2 separate regions of the Homo sapiens genome follow, and region 1 is linked to region 2. A link is an interaction called in ENCODE POLR2A ChIA-PET data of the cell type or tissue named here. Cell type or tissue: B cell. All regions are shown on one strand. Each heading gives the region's core, and the rest is flanking DNA. Links, peaks and the distances in the headings are about the cores only.

Region 1 (10,982 bases), core at 1,024-9,023, 120 kb after region 2:
CTTCTTTCTTGCTCCAAAAATGAAAATGGCTTTATAAAACTCTATAATTTTGAGGAAGAGTTGGAGAAATCACCCTAAACATATAAAACTGCAATGATATTACTGTGGGCAATGTGATGATAAACCACTCCTTGTGTTAGAAAAGAATTAACATAGCAACTTGCTTTGTCCATAATTTTAGTCTGATGTAATCCTAAAGTTGGAGGGTGTGATTTGTGACAAATGGACCTGAGTCAAGGACACGATTTCCTTGATGAATTGAGTTTATTCAGTTAGTCACAGAGGGAGTAAATATGTATGACTCAGCATCAAGACTTATCTTCAGGACTTTTAAGGACAAACTTCCTATAACTACTCTTATTCAAACCAACTCTGTCCTCTTCACAGCTGAACCATGGCACAGGTATTAGGTATTTTCAAAACAGCTGGTAAAGTTGATAGACGTGCTTGGCTGAAGGTAATTTTAAAGGTTAAAAGTCATCATCCAAGTTTGTTTTCAACAGATATTACACTTTGTGTTTTTCTTAGAAACCCTGAACACAGGAGTAGCCCTTCATTTTTTGTTCTTCCCCAACACAAACAGATGACATTTACAATCACAAATACTCTGTCAGGCTATAGAATAAATAAGTGCACTCACTGTAACACCATCACTTTCTCCTCTGCTCAAGGAAACATGTCAAAACTATTTCAAGCAATAGCAAAGACTTGGAACCAACCCAAATGTCCAACAACGATAGACTGGATTAAGAAAATGTGGCACATATACACCATGGAATACTATGCAGCCATAAAAAATGAAGACTTCATGTCCTTTGTAGGGACATGGATGAAACTGGAAACCATCATTCTCAGCAAACTATCCCAAGAACAAAAAACCAAACATCGTGTGTTCTCACTCATAGGTGGGAATTGAACAATGAGAACACATGGACACAGGAAGGGGAACATCACACAGGAAGGGGAACATCACACACCAGGGACTGTTGTGGGGTGGGGGCAGGGGGGAGGGATAGCATTAGGAGATATACCTAATGCTAAATGACGAGTTAATGGGTGCAGCACACCAACATGGCACATGTATACATATGTAACAAACCTGCACATTGTGCACATGTACCCTAAAACTTAAAGTATAATAATAATAAAATAAAAAAAGAGTAAGTGTAAATCCACCCTAATTTGTAGCATAGAGGTATATTAATTACAAACTTTAATTTTTACATGTAACAAATTACCTGCTAAACACCTGAGGACCATTCACTACTCTGAATTGTAGAGAGATGTCAAGATTACACTTTGAAGGGAAAAAAGGTGCTACTGGTTCAAGAGAACTTACATTAAAAAATCTTATCAAGGGATCCTATACTGAATTCTAACATCTAACATCTAATTCTAACACTAGATTAACATCTAAGCCAGATGTTAATCAATGGCTCACTTGTACTATTTAAATAAAAGAATTATGGTATTATTCTGATTCCTTTAATATTAAGAGACCCTTAACAGACCCCTAAAAATTACTACCCATCGGTGATAACTGCTTCTTATTCTCACTTATGGGAATCCTATCCCTGCTCCCTCATAAACAAAGTAGCTACTAATAAAGAAATCTCGTAAAAGAAATACAACTTAAAACATTAAATTTAAAATGTTAGCAGCATACCATTTTAAGAAAGTACGATTAGTATCCACTTTGTTTTCAAAATTTTAAAAATAGGAAAGTTGCCCCTCCATCAACCTAATTAAACATGATTAAATAGGTGACATTTTAAATAGAAGACCTAAGCCTTACAGATTTCCTACTGGGTGAAAAACTTACAAACAATAAAAAGAAATAAGGTTTACTGCAGCACTATTCACAATAGCCAAGATATGGAATCAACCTAGTGTCCAACAACAGAATAATGGGTAAAGAAAATGTGGTATATATACGCAATAGAATACTATTCAGCCACAAAAAAAGAATGAAATCCTGTCATTCACAGCAACACAGATGGAACTAGAAGACATTAAGTGCAATAGGCTAGGACAGAAAGTTCACCACCACATCTTCACTCATGTGCAGAAGCTAAAAAAAGTTGATCTCATATAAGTAAAAAGTAGAACAGAAGATTCTAGTGTTCTAGTGTTCTAAAGCACAGTAGGATGATTATAGGTAACATAATATATAGTTTCAAACAGCAAAAAAGAGGATACTGAATGTTCCCAACAAAAAGAAATGATGTGTTTTAGATGATGGATATGCTAATTACCATGGCTTGATCATTACACATTGTACACATGTATCAAAATATCACATTGTACCCCATAAATATGTACAATTAATATGTGTCAATTTAAAAAAAAAAACTTCAGAACACATCCAAAGTTGGCTGAAAAAAATAACTGAAAATTTTAAACTATATGGTCAATGGTAGCAAAGAGAATTTATCACTAAGAATTGTGTAAGAAAGCTCTACACTCTTAAAATAATAGAGGTACAGTATGCATTAGTATTTTTTCTAGCTTAATTTATTTATGATACTATGGTTGTCCTTGCCAACTGTTAAGTCCCCTTGGGGTGGGTCTCTTCATCCTTTGTACGATGCCTAACAGATCAAAATGCTTAATGTTCCACTTTCTTGGCCTTAAGAATTCTTTGCTTTCTATATGTTTTTCTTGTAAGCATTTTCAGATTTCTCATGTTGAATATTAGAAGAAAGTTCATGGAAATACTATAGAGAAAAATACTCAATTCTTTCTAAACATAACTTTTACAGCATTGGTAAAGAAACTGTGGAGTCTTTAAAAACTACATTATTCCTCAACAAATGCTCTTTTAAAACATCTGGGAAAGAAACCCATTTCAGTTAACAACATAAAAGGAAGGACAAACTCTAACACCGTTTATTTAATATATGTGGTGTATGAACTTATTTAATGACCAAAAAAGGAAAAATTATTATTTAGTAAGTTTTGGGATAATAAAACAGAGGTTTGCCAAATAAAAGAGAGAAACAGGAATGCTTTAATGATTCCCATATCCTTGACAAAAAATTGTATCTTTGTTCTGTAGCTGGGCTCAGTGGCTCACGCCTGTAATCCCAGCACTTTGGGAGGCCAAGAAGGGTGGATCACCTGAAGTCAGGAGTTCGAAATCAGCCTGGCCAACATGGTGAAACCCCACCTCTACTAAAAATACAAAAATTAGCTGGGTGTGGTGGTGCATGCCTGTAATCTCAGCTACTCAGGAGGCTGAGGCAAGAGAATCGCTTGAATCTAGGAGAAGGAGGTTGCAGTGAGCCAAGATCATATACCACTGCACTCTAGCCTGGGTGAGAAAGGGAGGCTCTGTCTTAAAAAAAAAAAAAAAAAAAAAAAAATTGTAATTTGCTCCTCTAACAAGTCTTTTAATACTTAAAAAGGTTTATAATCTAAGATGAAATTCAGCCTACTGAATTTAGTTATACAAAATATATACATATATAGATACAGATATGTGCTAATGAGCTGTACCTTTTTCCCATGAAAATTGCAACCAAACAGTATTTAAAAACTAACAACACTGACTACAGGCAATTTCCCTCCTAGAGGATTCAGGTAGCACATGTGTTCTCATCAAGTTGATTTGAAACACTAAATTTTTCCTATTACTAATAACAGTGAGTTGGGTTTGAGAGATGAACCTTCCTGTTGAAAACAACTTAGTAATTTGTATAAAGTATTTTAAAACATCTTTTCAAAAGAACTGAAAAATTACAAGATAGTAAGAAATTACCAAGTAAAAACTAAAAAGAGAATTCAACAAATAACACTGGGAAAATAAATATCCACATGCAAAAGTATGAAGTTGGACCCTTAGCTTACAACATACACAAAAATTAACTCAAAATGGATCAAATACATAAACATTAGGGCTAAAAGTATAACACTCTTAGAAGAAAACATATGGGGAAAGTTCTGTCACATTTGATTTGGCAATGATTACTTGGATATGATATCAAAAGCACAAGCAGCAAAAGAACAAAATAGACAAAACTGGACTACATCGAAACTGAAAACACTATCAACAGAGTTAAAAGGCAACCCACAGTACTGGAAAAAATATTTGCAACTCACACATCTGATAATGGACTACTATATAGAATATATAAAGAACTCCTAAAATTCAACAACAAAAAATAGGCAAATTCAAAAATGGGAAGAGGATTTGAACAGATGTTTTTTCAAAGAAGATATGAAATGGCCAATAGGCATATGAAAAGATGCTCAACATCATCAGAAAAACACAAATCAAAACCACAATAAGACACCACTACTTCACACCCATTAGAATGGCAATTATTTAAAAAAAAATAGAAAATAACAAATGTTGGCTAGAATGTGGAGAAACTGTAACCATTATGGCATTACTGGTGAGAATATAACATGGTGCAGCTGCTGTGGAAAATATGGCAGTTCCTCAAAAAATTAAACACAGAATTACCATATGATCCACCAATTCCACCTTTAAGTCAAAGAAAAATCAAAAGGAAAATTTATAAGTATCTTGAGGGCCAGGCGTGGTGGCTCACGCCTGTAATCCCAACACTTCTGAAGGCCAAGGCGGGTTGATTACTTGAGGTCAGGAGGTCGAGACCAGCCTGGCCAACATGGTGAAACCCCATACAAAAAATTAGCTGGGCATGGTGGCGTGCGCCTGTAGTCCCAGCTACTGGGGAGGCTGAGGCAGGAGAATCACTTGAACTCGGGAGGCGGAGGTTGCAGTGAGCCGGGATCGCAGCACTGTGCTCCAGCCTGGGCAAGAGCTAAACTCCATTGCAAAAAAAAAAAAAAAAAAAAAATGCTAAATTTTATGTTATATTTTACCACAAAAAAAAAAGTACAAGGAGAATGAAAACTCAGCATGAAAAGCAAGTTCTGAAACCACATTTCCTCTAAAGTATCTTTATTGGTCATGGGAAACTAGAACCTATGTTTTAAAAGATTCTCAGGGTGACCAAGATAGAAATAAAGCTGAGGGCCACACAACAAGGGCCATCTAATCTGAGATTCTCCTCACAATAAACTGGAATCCTAAAGGGGCACATCCTCACAGTGAGAATGACATGAACTAGATTATGGTCTAACATCACACTGCTTTTCTCAAACTTCAAACTTGGGTCTGTAATCATCCCCTGGACTAGAATACTCCCAAGTTTCGGTCAGACACAAGTGCACACTGTCTAAGTACCTACGCTGTGGACTTAAAATCAGTCTTATAAATAATTCTTCAAATGCAATATCCAGGCCCCAGTCAAGGATAGTGGAGTATGCAAGAAATGTAGGAATAAGAAGCAGCAGAAAGGAAAAGGGGTCAGGAAAGAACCTTAGAAAGTGGATTATCAGATGCAGATTCTATGTGTTTTCTGTGACAGAAGAAATAAAATGACAGGTTGGAAACATTTAGCAGAGAACTAAACACTATAAATAGTAACAGATTTCTAAAAGAAAAAATAGAGACTCTAGAACTAAAAATAAAATATAACTCCAACTAAGAACTGAATGGAAAGGTTTAACAGATTAGATTCACCTTCAGAGATAATAAATAATGGAAAGACAAAAGACAAGTCTAGAGATATGCTGGAAGTAGTTTGAATAAGCTTTCAAGAACCAATTATGTGTAGCTCTTCCTAATTCTGCATCAGTAAAGTCAAATTGGTTGCCTGAAACTACCCTTGATAAGGATATTTATACTATGGAAATCAACAAATGCTACAAATCAGGGCTTCTTTTTCCCCGGAGAGCCATTTCACCAGCACACACTTGGAAGTTACCATACAGAATTTGGGACAGGGAGACAAAAAAAAAAAAAAAAAAAGTAAGTAGGGAGGAGAGCATAAGAAATGTAAAGGGTATAAAAGAGGGCCCAAAACGTCTTTAATTAAAGTTTCAAAAACTGAATAGAGAAAAGAAACACTTTATCAGTTAGTGGCTTTTTCCAGAACTAATTACCAAATCATAGATTTAAGAAGCCAAATGAATGCATTGCAGGATAAATAAAAAGAAATCTGCAATGAAGTAAGACTGACTTCTATATCATTAGAGTAGCCTATGTGTTTTTAAATCTATGAGTTTTTCCCTTTATCTCCAAAAATTATAAATGCTACCAGAATTGAGACAGACAGAGATTTATTTTCATTAATTTTGCCTACAATAAGCCTACGCTGTGGAACTACAGCTTCAGAACTTTTCAGCTGAAGTGGCTGGGCCATGGTGGCTCACACCTGTAATCCCAGCACTGTGAGGGGCAGAGGCAGGAGAATCACTTGAGCCCAGGAGTTCGAGACCAGCCTGGGCAACATGGCAAAACCCCATCTCTACAAAAAATACAAAAGAATTAGCCAAGTATGGTGGCGTGTGCCTGTAGTTGCAGCTACTCGGGAGGCTGAGATGGGAAGATGGTTTAAGCCCAGGAAGCAGAGGTTGCAGTGAGCAAAGATTGCCCCATTACACTCCAGCCTGGGCAATATAGTGAGACCCTGTCTCTGGGGAGGGGGGTACTTTTCAGCTCAAGAAAGTTTCCTTCTGCTTTTATATTTTGCTTCTGTTCCATTTATTCTGGTTTCTCCATTAGGAACTTATTCATCAGTATGGCACTTCTCTGTCTTCAGTATCTGTCATTTTTACCCTCATCATTTCTGTCATTTTTTTCTCCTCCTAAAAAAATCTCAAATAAATACTATAGGATTGACCCATTCATCGTATATAGGATTGACTCCATTTTCTGCAGGATCAGCTCTGCTATGTGCAACTGCCATTACAGATTTTGGCTATTGCATTTTTAGATTGTTGTCACTGTTTTCTTTTGGTCATCTTTATTCCAGCTCCTTTTAAAATCTCATTCTGATTTTTTGTTATAACTTTGTTTTGGTTTCCTAGAGGTCATATTTTTTGCTCTGTTACTAAGAATAAAATCTGACACTTCTCACAAATATCTTTTGTACATCGTAATAAATCATATTCAATATTATTTTTAAGATTTTCTTCCGCATCTTTGGGGAAATGGTTCCCTTCTTTTACGGAGATATCTTTCACACAGATTTCTTTCATAGTCCCCATGAAAATCATCCTTGCAAAAATAAGGTACAATTTTTAATGGCAGGGTATTGTAGACTGCCCTTGATTCCCATCACTATCAATGTGGATGGTGAAAATTTGCTCACACTTAATTTGGTTAGGTTTTAAGTGTACAGGCTGACACACACAGTCCATGGCTGAATTTATAGTACTAAGCAGGCAGTACAACCAAGTTGGGCTGATTTAAAATCTATTATTCCTTTCTTCTCATATTATGAGAATTCATTCCTACATCAACAGGAACATTCTGTAGTTTGTCTTTTAACAGAAAATAAATGATAACCTGAAAACCCAAAAGCACACTCCTTTTAAGGTTCTTCTTAACACCACATCTACTGCTACATCACATCCCTGGAATGTAATATCCTAACACCTTCTTTTCATTCTCTTCCATATTGCACATTGGAAATTTAGTCTCTGAATAGATGTATAAAAAATAGTGTGGAACGTGCGGGTTTGGAAGAGTTGGGAGAGAGAAAAATCTCTAAGGAGGTTAATGGGCTTTTAATATGTAATAAAATACATAATATGAACGAAATAGTGCAAGTTCCCATAGTCATTCATGGTAACCCATGTCTCCAAGGTATGAACAACAGGAATAGATCAAAGCCTCTTCCTACCCACTTCCCACGTTAATCTCCTGTTTTAGAAGTCAAACCATAAACAGACCACTAAGACTTTCTTAGTCTACTCCAATGTAGTAAGTAGTTAGTAGAAACAACTTTAAAACTGAGAAATTATTGATCACTACTTTTCTCAATGCCATTATGGAACTATACGCATATTTTAATGAGAAACTGGAAGAAAGCATATCATACATGGCTAGCCTAAAGTAAATATTTTTCAATAGGTACATTTTTTAAACAAAGAAGTTGATATTGATCTCTGTTTGAACATGGTCAACTAAAATGTCACGGTGACAGGTACTATTACAGAAAGTGAAGTAATCCGAATTCTTTCACAACAGAAAGATGAAAATTGAGACATAATTATTGTAAACATCTGAAAAGTATAAATGTCTATAATGATTTTATACATAATGATATAAACACTGATTTCTTCTCCACATCACTTAAAGTTTGAACATGACATTTTAGGATGATTTTTTTTAAAGTTCTACTCTATCGAGTAAACACAGAATTTGTCATTCTAGATAATCAAGGAAATGACAAATGCATTTCAAAAGCATTTAATTCATAGGTAGCTATAAACAGGCAAGCAAGGAAAGCCAAGGTTATTTTGAGGAGACAGCCTACCTATACAAGCTGATAGTTTGTTTTTTGGGGTTTTTTGTTTGTTTGTTTTTGAGACACAGTCTTGCTCTGTCGCCCAGGCTGGAGTGCAATGGCACGATCTTGGCTCACTGCAACCTCTGCCTCCCAAATTCTAGTGATCTTGTGCCTCAGCCTCCTGAATAGCTGGGTTTACAGGTGCCCACCGCCACGCCTGGCTAATTTTTGTAGAGATGGGGTTTTTAGTAGAGATGGGGTTTCACCATGTTGGCCAGGCTGGTCTCAAATTCCTGACCTCAAGTGATCTGCCAGCTTCGGCCTCCCAAAGTGCTAGGATTACAGGCATGAACCACCATGCCCAGCCACCAACTGATACTCTTGAGAACAATTATCAGAATCGTTAACTCCTCAAATGTGGAAAATAACTTCAAATTAAGAAAAGTCATATAGTTGTGTTTTTTTTCCTTTTTACATATCATAATGATCATTTCATTAGTAAAGTAACCCTGAGCTCACTATTTTTAACATAACTATGCTCCCAAAAACATTTAGTAGTTGGCCAGGCACAGTGGCTCACGCCTGTAATCGCAGCACTTTGGGTGGCCGAGGCAGGTGGATCACGAGGTCAGGAGATCAAGACCATCCTGGCTAACACGGTGAAACCTCATCTCTACTAAAAAAATACAAAAAGTTAGCCAGGCATGGTGGCAGGCACCTGTAGTCCCAGCTACTCGGGAGTCTGAGGCAGGAGAATGGCATGAACCTGGGAGGTGAAGTTTGCAGTGAGTCAAGATTGCGCCACTGCACTCCAGCCTGGGCGACAGAGCGAGACTCTGTCTCAAAAAAAAAACATTTAATAGTCTAATGAATTTCTCTCAGTAAGTAGTTCAAATTTAGTACCTTTACTATGTGCCAGGTACTGTTTTAAGTGCTTTACACATACTAACTCATTTCTCTGAAGAAGTACTATTATTATCACCATTTTAAAGATTGGAAACTAGGGGACACAAAAGTCAAGAATTTGCCAAAGTTTTTATTCTTGCTGCATAAGAAAGTCACCAAAATGCAACTTGAAAAAACAGTTTTATCATACGCATGAATTCTGTGGGTCAGTAATTTAGAGCAAACACAAAGGTAAGGAACAATGTTTGAGGTCACAACTGAAAAGACACAACAATTAGGGATGACTCAATGGGACCGGAATCATTTGAGGAAATCACTTACATGTGCGATTGTTGATGCTACTGTCGGCTAGAATCTAAACTGGAGCTGTCAACTAGGGCAGCAGTCTCCATCCATTTTGACACTGGGACCAGTTTCAAGAAAGGTAATTTTTTTTCCACAGAGGAGGCAGGGGGATGGTTTTGGGATAAAACCTTCCACCTCAGATCATCAGGCATTAGATTCTCATAAGGAGCACTCAAACTACATCCCTCATATGCACAGCTCACAACAGGGTTCGCACTCCTATAAGAATTCAATATAGCTGCTGATCTAACAGGAGGCAGAGCTCACCTCCTGCTGTGCGGCCGGGAGTGGGTGAATGGGATTGGGGACCCCTGAACTAGGGTCCTACATATAGCCTTTCTCTGTAGCCTGAGCTTTCTTCACAGCATTGCAGCTTCAGAATAGCCAAGCATCATACATGGCAGCACAGAGATCCAAAAGCAAGTGTCCCAGAAAACAAGGTGAAGGCTGCACTGCCTTTTCTGACTTAGCCTCAGTCATCGTGCATTACTTTCACCATATTCTATTGGTCATAATCTAGTTGTGGCTAGTCGTGAGCCAGTGCAAATTCAAGAGGAAAGGATAGAGACCCCTCTTCTCAATGAAGGCTATAAAGAGCAAGGGGTTGAAAGTGGAAAATAACATGTCTGGAAAGTACAAGACGCCACCATCTTATAGCAAAGATTCACAGTGCATGCTCTTAACTACCATACTTGACTGCTTGCTCAAAAAGTGGCACACTCTATAGTACATAAGAACAACACTCTTGACCAGATCTGACACTTTTGGGGTAGCCTGAAATACCATTCAGAATCTGAAATAGGCAATGGGACCCCAGAGAGACAGACTGAGCTCTGAAGAAACTTTAGACTTTATTATCTTCACATTCATCTCCCTCTGAAGCCATCAGTGAAGAGAGTGAGAGATTCTCTACCAAGAAAAACAAGGCTAGTTTTTCTAGCAGTGAAAACTAGCTCACTAGTTAGTGAGCAGTGGCTCACACCTGTAATGCCAATACTTTGGGAAACCGAGGCAGAAGGATCACTTGAGCCCAGGAGTTTGAGGCTGCAGTGATTCATAATTGCACCATTATAATCCAGCAGCCTGGGCAACAGAACAAGACTCCCATCTCTTAAAAAAAAAAAAAAAAAAGGAAAAGAATAAATAAAATGTGTGTCTCTTATAACCTCTCCACCATGGTCATTTCCAGTAGTGGCAAATTCCATCACAAAAATCATTGTAAATGCTCTGGAAGAGGCAAAGGGGTGCCCTATAGACATCCTACTCTCAAACTTGACTTCTCACCATCATCTGGTGTCCAACATTACAGATCCAACCCAAATGAGATTTTAATTTCTGACGTGTCATTAAAACATCTACAACACAAGATCTACATGCTTTACATATATATCAACAATTTTC
Region 2 (10,982 bases), core at 877-8,876:
TTTTCCTTTTATTTCCATTATGCCTCTTGAGTATAGGAAACTTGTTTCCTCTGTATAAAACAAAAACTGTAGCCTTTCCAAGGTGCTTAGCAATCTGCTTAGAGGTCGGGTGCAGTGGCTCCCAATACTTTGGAGTTGGGAGGATCAGTTAAGGCCAGGAGTTCAAGACTAGCCTGGGCAACATAGACCACATTCTACCAAAAAAAAAGAAGAAGAAGAAGAAAGAAAAAAAATTAACCAGGCGGAGTGGGGCTTGTCTGTGGTCCCAGCTACTCAGGAGGCTGAGGCAGGAGGGTCATTTGCCCCCAGGAATGCAGGGCTGCAATAAGCTATGATTGCACCACTGTGCTCCAATCTGCTTAGAACAGCCAGAGCTCTTTTAGTGACCTTTAGCAAGGAAAAAAGACTCCAGGGATAATAATGCTGAATAATGCCCTGTAGAGGATTTTTGGCATACGGTCATCCCCCTAAAATCAGTGTGCCTCCCTGAGAGATAAGCAGAACTGACAAGCATCGCAATATTTCTGTTTTCCTACAAGGTCACGGAAAGGGAGTTGAAGTCTGGAGGAGCCAACACACAGGTGACGGAGAAAAACAAGAAGGAGTACATCGAGCGCATGGTGAAGTGGCGGGTGGAGCGCGGCGTGGTACAGCAGACCGAGGCGCTGGTGCGCGGCTTCTACGAGGTGAGGCCCGGTGGCCTGGGGAAGGCAAGCTGTGGCCAGGGTGCTGCTTCACGGGGCCTCATCCTCCAGGCTCCCTGAGGGAGCAGCAGCTCAGGTGGTGAAAACAGAGAGGGAGAGCCAAGGTGGGCAGTGGGCTCAGCGAGTGCTCCTCACCAGGGAGTACTGAGGATCTTCTTGTGGTGGAGGGCTGAGGGGTCAGAGTTCTCTGGGAAACTCAACTCTTATGGGTGAAAAATGCTTTCAAGCAACTGGCATGTGACCCTGGCGTGCCAGACGTGAAAACATCTAGCATCTCTTGTCACAATATATGCAGCTGGTGTTTCCTTTCAGTCAATGAAACAAAAATAAGTGAAGTGAAGACATTGGGGGGTATTGTCCACTGTCACTAGAATTTTATTTTGTTATAGCATCATGTTGTGCCACGTAATCTATGCTGAGTGGTAAATGAGGAAGACAGGGAGGGCCGCTAGACATCCTATGATGTCCTTGAACTCCAGTTTAAAAACCAGAGGCTATAAACGTTTTCTCAGGTCTTGGGTCGTGGAAGGCTCTCCTTCCCTGCCAGAATGGAGAAGTGCACTGGCCATGGTCTTGTCCACCACTGGTTTGATTAAAGGAGGTACCACCACAGGACCTCAGTTGTGCCTGGGTACACTTGGCACAAGATGCAAAGTCAGAATGCAGAACCCTAACAAAACAAGTCTTCCCAGATCTCTAAGGAGGGAGGAAGGAAGTGAGAGAAGAAGAGAAGGAAAAGACAAATTTCCACCCAGCTAGCTCAGTCCAGTGAGCATGAGGCTTTTAATCTTAGGGTCATGGTTTGAGAAGGGATGGAAAATACAGTCGTTTTAATACAAATGCTCAATTTTAGGAAATAAGTCATAATTGCATGTGAAAGGTTACATTTTAAGTGAAATAGTAATACTAATAGCTATTAAATAAGTCCTTCAAAGTGATGTGGACTCTTGGCCTTTAAAATCCAATATTATTTGAAAACTTCAATGTGACTTAAGAAAGTCGAGTCAGATTTGTTTACAGAATCATTCTGAGAGGGAGCATTAGGAGTGGAGCATGCGATTCTTTTTTCTGTTCCCCGCTCATGAAGGCTTGTGTTCTAAAATATTTAAGTCAATGATCATCGTTCAAGCTGCTATAACAAAATACTGTGAGGTGGGTGGCTTGCAGCAACAGACATTTTTTTCTCACAGTTTTGGAGGCTAGGAAGTCCAAGATCAAGGTACTAGCAGATTTGGTGTCTGGTAAGGGGCCACCTTCTGGTTCATAGATGGTACCTTCTCCCTGTGTCTTCATGTGGAGGAAGGGACACGGGGTCTGTCTTGGGCGTGTTTAATAAAAGCATGAAGCTCTCATATCTAAGCACCCCCCCAAAGGCCCCACCTCCTAATACGATCCCCTCAGGGGTGAAGATTTCAACATATGAATTTGGGGAAGGAAAAGGATATAAACATTCAGATCATAGCAATAATTTTCAAGTTAAAAATGATTACAGACTCAAAAAAAGTATTGCCAGTGATGGTCAATTTCCCAGTTTAACCCACATAAATATAATAATGAACATAGCCTTTCCATGTGTTTGGACCTGGATGCTGAAGCCTAACCTGCATTTCAGGTTGTAGACTCGAGGCTGGTGTCCGTGTTTGATGCCAGGGAGCTGGAGCTGGTGATAGCTGGCACCGCGGAAATCGACCTAAATGACTGGCGGAATAACACTGAGTACCGGGGAGGTGAGTGGGCAGGAGCTGTAATGATGCAATGATCACAAATAGAACTCAGCACTTTCCAAAAGATTGTTTTGTTGAGGTGAAATTGATGTAAAATAAAATTGACTAAAGCGAACAAGTCAGTGGCATTTAGTACATTCACAGTTTTGTGCAACCATTGCCTCTAGCTACTTCCAGAATATTTTCATCACCCCAAAAGGAAACCCTGTACCCATGAAGCAGTTGCTCTCACTCTCACGCCCCTTTCCCCCAACCCCTGGCAACCATCAATCTGCCTTCTGTCTCAATGGATTTGCCTATTCTGGATATGCCATATAAATAGAATCATACAAAATGTAGTCTTTCGTGTCTGGCTTCTTTGACTTAGCCTACTGTTTTGAGGTTCATCCATGTTGTATGTAGCATGTTTCAGTATTTTATTCCTTTTTATAGCCAAATAACATTCCATTGCATGTATATATAACTCATCACTTTTTGAAGACTACAAAAAGCTTGGCCTTACTTCAGTACAAAGCAGGAGCTTGTACATGCCTTTCTCCAACTCCCAACCTGAACTTTCCTTCAGGTGACATCGTCCTCATATTGGTCGAGTCTCTGGCTTAACTCGATGTAGAGGCTTGCAGAGAACATTCCATCCAGGACCCAGCTCCTGAGCAGTGTGCATGGCTCCAGGGAAGGGTGTCTCATTTCCTACAGAATTGGAGCCCTCTCTGCCTCAATCCTGGTTTGCCACAACACGGTTCTAACCGTGGCCTTCACCAAAGCTAATGTCTAACCCTTCCTAAATACTCACCTTGCACACTGCCAGACCTGTCTTCCTGAAACATTGTTTTCATCAGGCCACTTCCCTACCCACAAAACAAGTTCCTTATTACTTATAGATTTGAAGGGTTTTGTTAGCCTCACAACTCTTCATTTACAATATCACAGAGAAATCCCATCAATACAGTAGAGAGTGAGCTGGGGGCATCGCCTCAGCCTCCCTCATGTCCCCAGTACACTCAGCCCCGCAATGCCTCTTATAGTATAAAATCGGTATAGAATGAAAACCGCTGTCTGCCTAGCTGGGCATGGTGACTCATGCCTGTAATCCCAGCACTTTGGAAGACCAAGGCAGACAGATTGCTTGAACTCATAAGTTCGAGACCAGCCTGGTGAAACCCTGCCTCTAAAAAAAATACAAAAATTAGCCAGGTGTGGTGGCACATGCCTGTAGTCCCAGCTACTCAAAAGGCTGAGATAGAAGGATCCCTTGAACCCGGGAGGCAGAGGTTGCAGTGAGCCAAGATCATGCCACTGCACTCCAGCCTGGGCAACAGAGCGAGATTCTGTCTCAAAAAAAAAAAAAAAAAAAAGTCTCTGCCTGGCTGTTAAGGCCCCATAACACCCCCCGGAAATATTCCTTCCTGCCTTCACCAGACACACCTCTACTCTAGTGGCTTACTGTTGCCTGCATATTTCCTCCTCTTTCTTGTTATTCTTTATTTTTCCTGCCAGGAATGTCCTCCTTCTTCCCTCCACTTGCACAAGCCCTTTGCACGCTGCTCGTAGCTTCACTTCCTTTCTGAAGTTTTCCTTGCTTCTACCTTGGCACACATAGATTTCTCCTCTCTCTGAATGCCTCTTGCATTTGCAGTCAATGGCAAATCGTTTAATTGATATATCCAAGCATGGTCTCCCCAGCTTACTGTGAGAGGGACCCAGTACTTAATCCATGGGCCCAGCATGTATCCATCCAGGGCTGGCCTGAGAGCAGCTGCTCAAGGGGAGAGCCTGGGATCTCCTGTTCACGAAACTGGCTGTTCGCCTCCAGCCTAGACTGGTAAGTCCTAGACTCTCCCGTGGTATGTGGTTGCCAAGAGCTAAGACAGCAAAACAAAGGAAATATGATGCAATATTATATTCATAGGCCCTTTGGTCTCTACCAGGCCCTTCTACTCCTTATCTACACCTATATGAGGCAGGAACATTTTAAGTGGAGTCTCAGTTGTTTAAATAGAAAGCAGACATCTCTGAGAACATCACAGAACATAAAGTCCTTTTATAAAATGACTATTTTCTAAATCTGCTCTTGTTCTAAAACTTGACCTGGTTGCACAAATTGTTTTAGACCTCTCTAAAGGCCATCACAAGAGAAATCAGATCAAAAGCAGCGGTTCCGTTCCTATCATACCTGATGTGTTTGATCTCTCTCTCCCTCCTCACCCCTTCCTCTTTTCTCCACATCCTGTCTTCCTCCCTCCCTTTGCCTCGTGCAGGTTACCACGATGGGCATCTTGTGATCCGCTGGTTCTGGGCTGCGGTGGAGCGCTTCAATAATGAGCAGAGGCTGAGATTACTGCAGTTTGTCACGGGAACATCCAGCGTGCCCTACGAAGGCTTCGCAGCCCTCCGTGGGAGCAATGGGCTTCGGCGCTTCTGCATAGAGAAATGGGGGAAAATTACTTCTCTCCCCAGGTACAGAGCTCCTGCCAGCCTTCGGGGAAACCTGCTGAAGAGGGCAAAGTATACTTTGCTATTTGATTTTGAGTGACCATCCTTTGGGATGGAATTCTTTCCTGTCACCCAAAGTATTGTCATTGGAGTTATTAGGGAAAGGTGAAGGTGAGGTGGCTGTGAGACTTGCACTGAAACTATATTATTCTTAGGGAGGTTTTGATGACTGATGGTATTTGAGCTGTAATATCTTGGTCCATGTGTCAGTTGTGGGATGCTGTCATAGCCCAACTTAATTTAAAGATGAATGTCTGACACAGGAGAGGGCAGAGGCAAGGACATTAATATAAAAATGCTGGAACCTGGAAGTAACCTCTCGAGCATCGTTATCTGTACTTCTGCAGCGTATCACTTGATACTTCATAGGATCATTATATATTTGTGGTGTGTCGGATTTTTCCTATCAAGTTTTAGAACATGTGGGGATACATGTATCTCTGGGTCTCTATGGTGACTTCTATTTAGAAAGCACATCTATTGTGGGATAAATGTGGAAAAGGAGACGCTGGGGCTCCAGGCAGTTTTACAGAAGAAATTCCCTGCACTGTGAGTTTTAATCCCAGCACTTCCTGAATCCTTTCTATGCCACTCTGGGTAGTGCATTCCTGATCAGGAAGCACTGAAGAGACAGTTGTGCATAGGCGCTATAGTGAGAAACGCTGCTGCAACAGACAGAAGAAAAGATTGACCCCTATTATCTTTTGCTAATAGGATACGTTCGAATTATAAAGAAGCTTTGCATTTAACTCAGCTCTATTTCTACATGGCCACCCAAATACCTTTGCTAAATCCTTATTGCAGAAGGATTTACTGGACTATAGCTTTCACCTAGGTTTCCCAGATTTTCCCCGAGGACAATTCACCTGGTGTCGGTCAGCATTCATGGGCATGCCCAGCTGGTTAACCACAGCTGAACACCCTGGTGCAGGCTTCAGCCCTGGCTTCACCCACTCAGTTCAGCAGACCCTCAGTTCCAAGGGTCTTTGTTGTTTGCATGGCTCTACCAATAGCTAAACCTAGTGAATGTAAGTCTGGCAAGAAAAGAAGACTAAAAAGGCAGAATTTGCATTTGTTAAGTTGAATGATGATTTCAAGAATATAGTTATTTGGAAACATCTTGCTTTTATTTTAGAGAAATGCAGCTTGAGTCATCACTGATGATAGCATGCAGCTTGAGGAGGGGCTGAGCTACAACCACACACCTGCCCGTGGGAACCTGCAATCTAGGGAGAACACGGCCTGATAGTAACTAATCACAGCACAAGGTAGAATCAGAGGAGCACAGGGGGTAAGAGCAGCGTGCTGCGAGAGTGTGAAACAGAGCCTCCTAATCAAGTTGCCTAGAGAACATGCCACTAAAAAACTGGCATTTAGGGGAGGATTGGGAGGCAAGGAATAGGGAGAAGGGGGCTTCCAGGCTGAAGCAATAACACAAGCAAGGGCTGAGAGCGGGGAATGGCAGCACGTGTTCAGGAAGGTGCAGCTGGCCAGTGCAGAGGGTAAGATGCCCGGAGCAACATCACAGGGGATGCAGTTGAGAAAGAGTTTGGTGAGCCACAAACAAAAGACCCTGCTGTCTGGGCGCAGTGGCTCACGCCTGTAATCCTAGCACTGTGGGAGGCTAAGGCAGGCGGATAGCTTGCGCCCAAGAGTTCAAGACCAACCTGGGCAACAGGACAAGACCTCGTCTCTACAAAAAATTTAAAAAATTAGCTGGGCATGGTGGCATGCACCGGTAGTCCCAGCTATTTGGGAAGCTGAGGCAGGAGGATGACTTGAGCCCAGGAGGCTGAGGCTGCAGTGAACTGTGATTGCACCACCACACTCCAGGCTGGGCAACAGAGTGAGACCTTGTCTCAAATTAAATTAAAAAAAAAAAAGAAAGAAAAAAGAAAAGACCGTGCTGAGGAGTCTCTATTCTTTAGGAAATGAGAGTCATTGCTTCTGTTATCTGGGGTCACAGATTGAATGTAATTTCCATATTTGCTTTGGAAGCTTTGAAATACACATTAATATTATTAACCCACACAGAGAGCTTCTAAGGCAGACATTGGGCTTATGAACACGTTCTTCATATCTGAACCAAGGCACCCCTAAGAGGGCTGCTGCACCACAAGCCCCCGAGATGGTTTCTTGGGGAAGTAGGGACCTCTTCTTGGGACAAGAAGCAAATGCCTCTAAGAGGACACTGAAAATAACTCCCTGAATAGTGACCCCTGTCCAATCTCCTTTGGACAATGTCTGAAGATCAAAGAACCTAAAAAAATGTCATCTATGTGTGGATAGAAAGAAAGAACCTCTGACTTCCAGAAACTGTCGTTCGGGAAGACCTGACCTGACTATGGCAGGTGACAGGAAGCCCTGAGCAGGCAGGAAGCAAAGCAGACCCAGGGTGGCATGGGCTTCCCAGGTACTGTGAGCCACAGTGCATGTGGCCTGCACTCTGGGAGAGGCAGCCTTCAGCTCTTTCCTCAAGTCCTTCCTCTGCAGAAAGGAAAGGCAACTGGCTTCCCAGATGAGAGCGCCAGACACCGCCACAGCAAAACCCGGTCATAGCCCAGGCTACATAAAACCTTTGTGTCAGTCCAAGCCCCTGCCTGCTAAAAGATGTGTGAGGGCCAGGAGAAAGGACTTTGAGGGTAGAGGCTTCTGGGATATAATTTCATAGTTGAAGTAGATGAGAGGCAGGACTGTCACTGGAGTTGAGGTCAAGGAACTGGGGGCTTGGGTGTTCACCCTGTCAGCCATGTGGACTTAGTTGCCACACAGTCTGGTAGGAGGACTTGAAGTGGAAAAGAAGACTTCAGCAAAGTGCCAGATAATAGTCATAATAAGTTAGAAGTTCAGAGGGTCAGAAGGAACCAAAGATCTATCTGGATCACTGATTTTCAAGCTTCTTAAACCATAGTCCACAGAAAGAAATGCCTTTTATATCACAACTCAGGACATGCACATGTACTCATTTGCACATATGTGTGTGTATATCTGAAACTCAAGTTCCTCAAAACAGCACTTTACCCTTATTATCTGCAATAAAATCTATTTTCTGCTCTATCCTATTTCATTAAAATGAAATGCCAGCCAAAACCTATGGTTTTAAAAATAAATTATCTAAATGACATGAGATTCAAAGGAATGGAAACTGATCAAGGATTGCAAAAGTCATGACGTGGAATTGACAGCAGGGAGTGTGAAGAATGTCCATCCACGTCACAGCGTGTGGGGCAGTGAGCAATTTCCACCCATGAGAACTGGAGATGGGACACTAGGACCCGGAGGCAGCATCTGGAAAGAGCTTAAGGAGGTGGCAAAGTTTCTTTACTTTGAACAAGAGCTCAAAGGAGGACAGAGGAAAGGCTCAGAAGGAAAGAGAAGGGCAGAAGCTAGGTCAGAGTCGAAGTAGCACTGGGCAGTGTGGAGATAGAATAAAGGAGAGGGGAGAATCTTTGGGTTTACCTTTGGGGCAGGGACCAGGGATATCAAAGCTATGAGTCATGAGCAATTAACTGGCCTAAAAGTTGCAAACGAAATTCTAATATGAACATGTTTCACTGCAGATGTAAACTAAGCCCAGACCCAGGGTGGAGTTGGAGGCCTGGTTAAGTTAGTAGTTGGTTTACTCTGTAGCAGTGATTCTCAAAGTGGGGCTGGGGAAGGCGACTTTGCCCCTCTTCCCCCGCAAGAGGCAGTTGACAATGTCTGGAGACATTTTTGGTTGAGGGGAAGGGGTGCTACTGGTGTCCATTGAGTAGAAGCCAAGGATGCTGCTAAACATCTCACAATGCACAAAACAGCTCCCACAACAAAGAGTTATCAAGTTTGAAAAGTGAATCGTGTCAAGCTGAGAAATGCTGCTCTCTAGTACCTAAGGCCAGAAGAGGACCTACAAAGGAGGCCTGAGGGTGCCATCAGGGAGCTCAGCAGAGAAAATGGCAGCCATTGAGAAACCAAGGAGAAGCCAAGGAGGGAGATGTTCCAGAGGAAGAGCTGTCAAATGCTTTTAAAGAGCTGGAGCAGGTGGAGCGGTATGGGCTTCTGGATTTAGGGATCAAGAGGTTATTGGCAAACTTGAAAAAGAGTAAATTTAGAAGGAAAGAGAGCAAGGCCTATCTGAAGAGAACAAGGCTGTAGTTAGGCAGTGGAAGAAGATTGGCATGAAGGGAAGACACAACTTACATAACCGGCTGAACAATTGGCAGCAAAGAGGAGTGACTGCTGCCACTTTTGTGTGTTTCTAGACAACCTTAAAGTGGTCTCTAGTAGAGAGGAGCAAGACTTTCTTTGGCCCTGTGTTGGTTAACATTTCAATCTATAACTTGGAAAAATAGAGGAGACGGGGAGATCAACTGTGTAGATGACACAGTTAGAAGGATAAACAATACAGGGATTGGCACAACCCAATCCAAAATTATCTCAAAATGCTGGAACCCTAGCTTGACACCAATGGCATGGAATTCGACACAACTTAAAGACCCGTGCAGATCTCCAAAACATCCATCGCACCAAGTGTGAGAAGAGAGTGAGTCACCTGCCAGTAGGTCACGTGCAAAACTCCAGAGGCTTCAGTTGCCACAAGTATGACACGGTTCCCCAAATCATTATCACAATCATGGTTGCATTATTAAGAGAATCTTATGTTTAAATGATGATTCACAGGTTACAAAACGCATTTATGTGTGTTCTGGCGTTGATCCTCCCCATAACCCTTTGAGGTGCACGCAGCATATATTATTATCCCCACTTTACAAGTGAGAAAACTGAGGCTCAGGAAGATTAATTGACTTTTCCAGTGTCATAAAGCTGGTAAGTGACTAGACCGGGGTCAGCATAGAAGTCTTCCAAGCCCTGGTTTCTTGCTGTCCACTGCCCCACACCACCGGGCAATGCTTGGTTTGGTGCACGGGAATGAGGTAAGCAGGCACTCGGTGCTGTCAGAACCACACCTGGAGGGTGGTGAGCTCTTAGGAATGCTGAATTGGATCATGATTTGATTGTGTTCGTTCATTCTAGATGACAAACTAAGGGAGTTCACCAAGGCTCTAAATAAATGCAATAAAAGCAACTAGTAAGTAAACCATGAGTGTTCAGACTAGGTGCTATTCGTCAATGCTTTCTGTTTACTCCCAGAAATGATCTTTTACAGAATTAATTTGGTTCCAACTAATTTGTAAAGGTGATTTTTTTTCTGTAATATTTCCACTCATGAGTGCCAGTTAAAATGACCAGAGGAAGAAAACTATGAAGATGATGCCTGCTCCTATCTCGCCCCTGGCTAATTCAGCTAGTTCCAAAAGCATGCTTGGGATTTTTCACCCCACTTCGCCTGTTTAGCCATAGCCCAATGTATGTTCTAGTTTCATTGCAATCTTTTTAACATAGAGAGAAATCACTGTAACCATCCTACTCAATTTACTGAGTTCCCTTTCACTCAAATATTTACATCTAGGTAAAGTATTTCAATTATTTTCTTTTAAAGTAAAGGAAGGCCTGTTTGAATCTTAGATAATAATTTAAGAATTCTGCCAATCTGTATTCGTATGTTTCTTCCCAGTTATGTCTTTAAGGCCTAAGACCAGACACTCTACTGCCCTGTGCCTGCCTTTGGAGCTTGAGCGGGGAAAGGGACAGGGAGGAGGGAGGTAGGGGTTAGGGATAGTTCCCCAAGGACTGCCAGGAGGAGGAATGGGTGCTGGGCAGATGAAAACACCAGCATCCTCCCTAGATTCTCGATGGGCAGGAAACCCCACCTTCCCTCTTTCCTCTTCCCATCTTCCTTATTCCCAAAATAATCTCCCCCCGTAACCTGAGTGCTGCATCAGCCTGGGCAGTGATCTGATACTCTGATTTATATACTTTAAAACAAAGGTGTAAATAATACACAAGTCCCCTAGGGATCTTGTAATGAAAAGAAGAGTTTAATATCCCAAATAAAACTCTAATGAAGAGTTTAGTTTTGTTTGTTTCTTTGTATGTTTGTTTTGTGATTTGATTTTATTTGATTTGGTTTGATTTTAGAGTGCCCTTTTCTGTGCTGGTTGGTGTCTGAAAACACCATTTC

Evidence for each region. ChIA-PET counts read pairs that join two places held together with the same protein. Peaks named below come from ENCODE experiments on the same cell type or tissue, not always from the same donor. Only the 100,000 strongest peaks of a DNase experiment are listed, where the experiment ranks them.
Region 1: POLR2A ChIA-PET joins it to region 2 with 16 read pairs; 2 of 35 experiments call an interaction of 5 or more read pairs at or near these places.

Annotation. Positions count from the first base shown.
Region 1 is chr7:43,674,461-43,685,442 of GRCh38, forward strand. All of the region lies in intron 1 of COA1 (cytochrome c oxidase assembly factor 1), which reads right to left. Among named protein-coding and RNA genes, the nearest start is that of COA1, 50 kb to the right of the region's middle. RefSeq lists an enhancer at 231-375 and a cis regulatory region at 298-308. In B cell, for the core only: no CTCF peak of the experiment used is centred there; no DNase peak of the experiment used is centred there; H3K27ac peaks cover 2,102 bases.
Region 2 is chr7:43,549,906-43,560,887 of GRCh38, forward strand. HECW1 (HECT, C2 and WW domain containing E3 ubiquitin protein ligase 1) reads left to right here. Exons shown (of 30, transcript NM_015052.5): 27 at 540-686; 28 at 2,317-2,431; 29 at 4,687-4,885. Among named protein-coding and RNA genes, the nearest start is that of STK17A, 28 kb to the right of the region's middle. RefSeq lists an enhancer at 4,167-5,366. In B cell, for the core only: no CTCF peak of the experiment used is centred there; no DNase peak of the experiment used is centred there.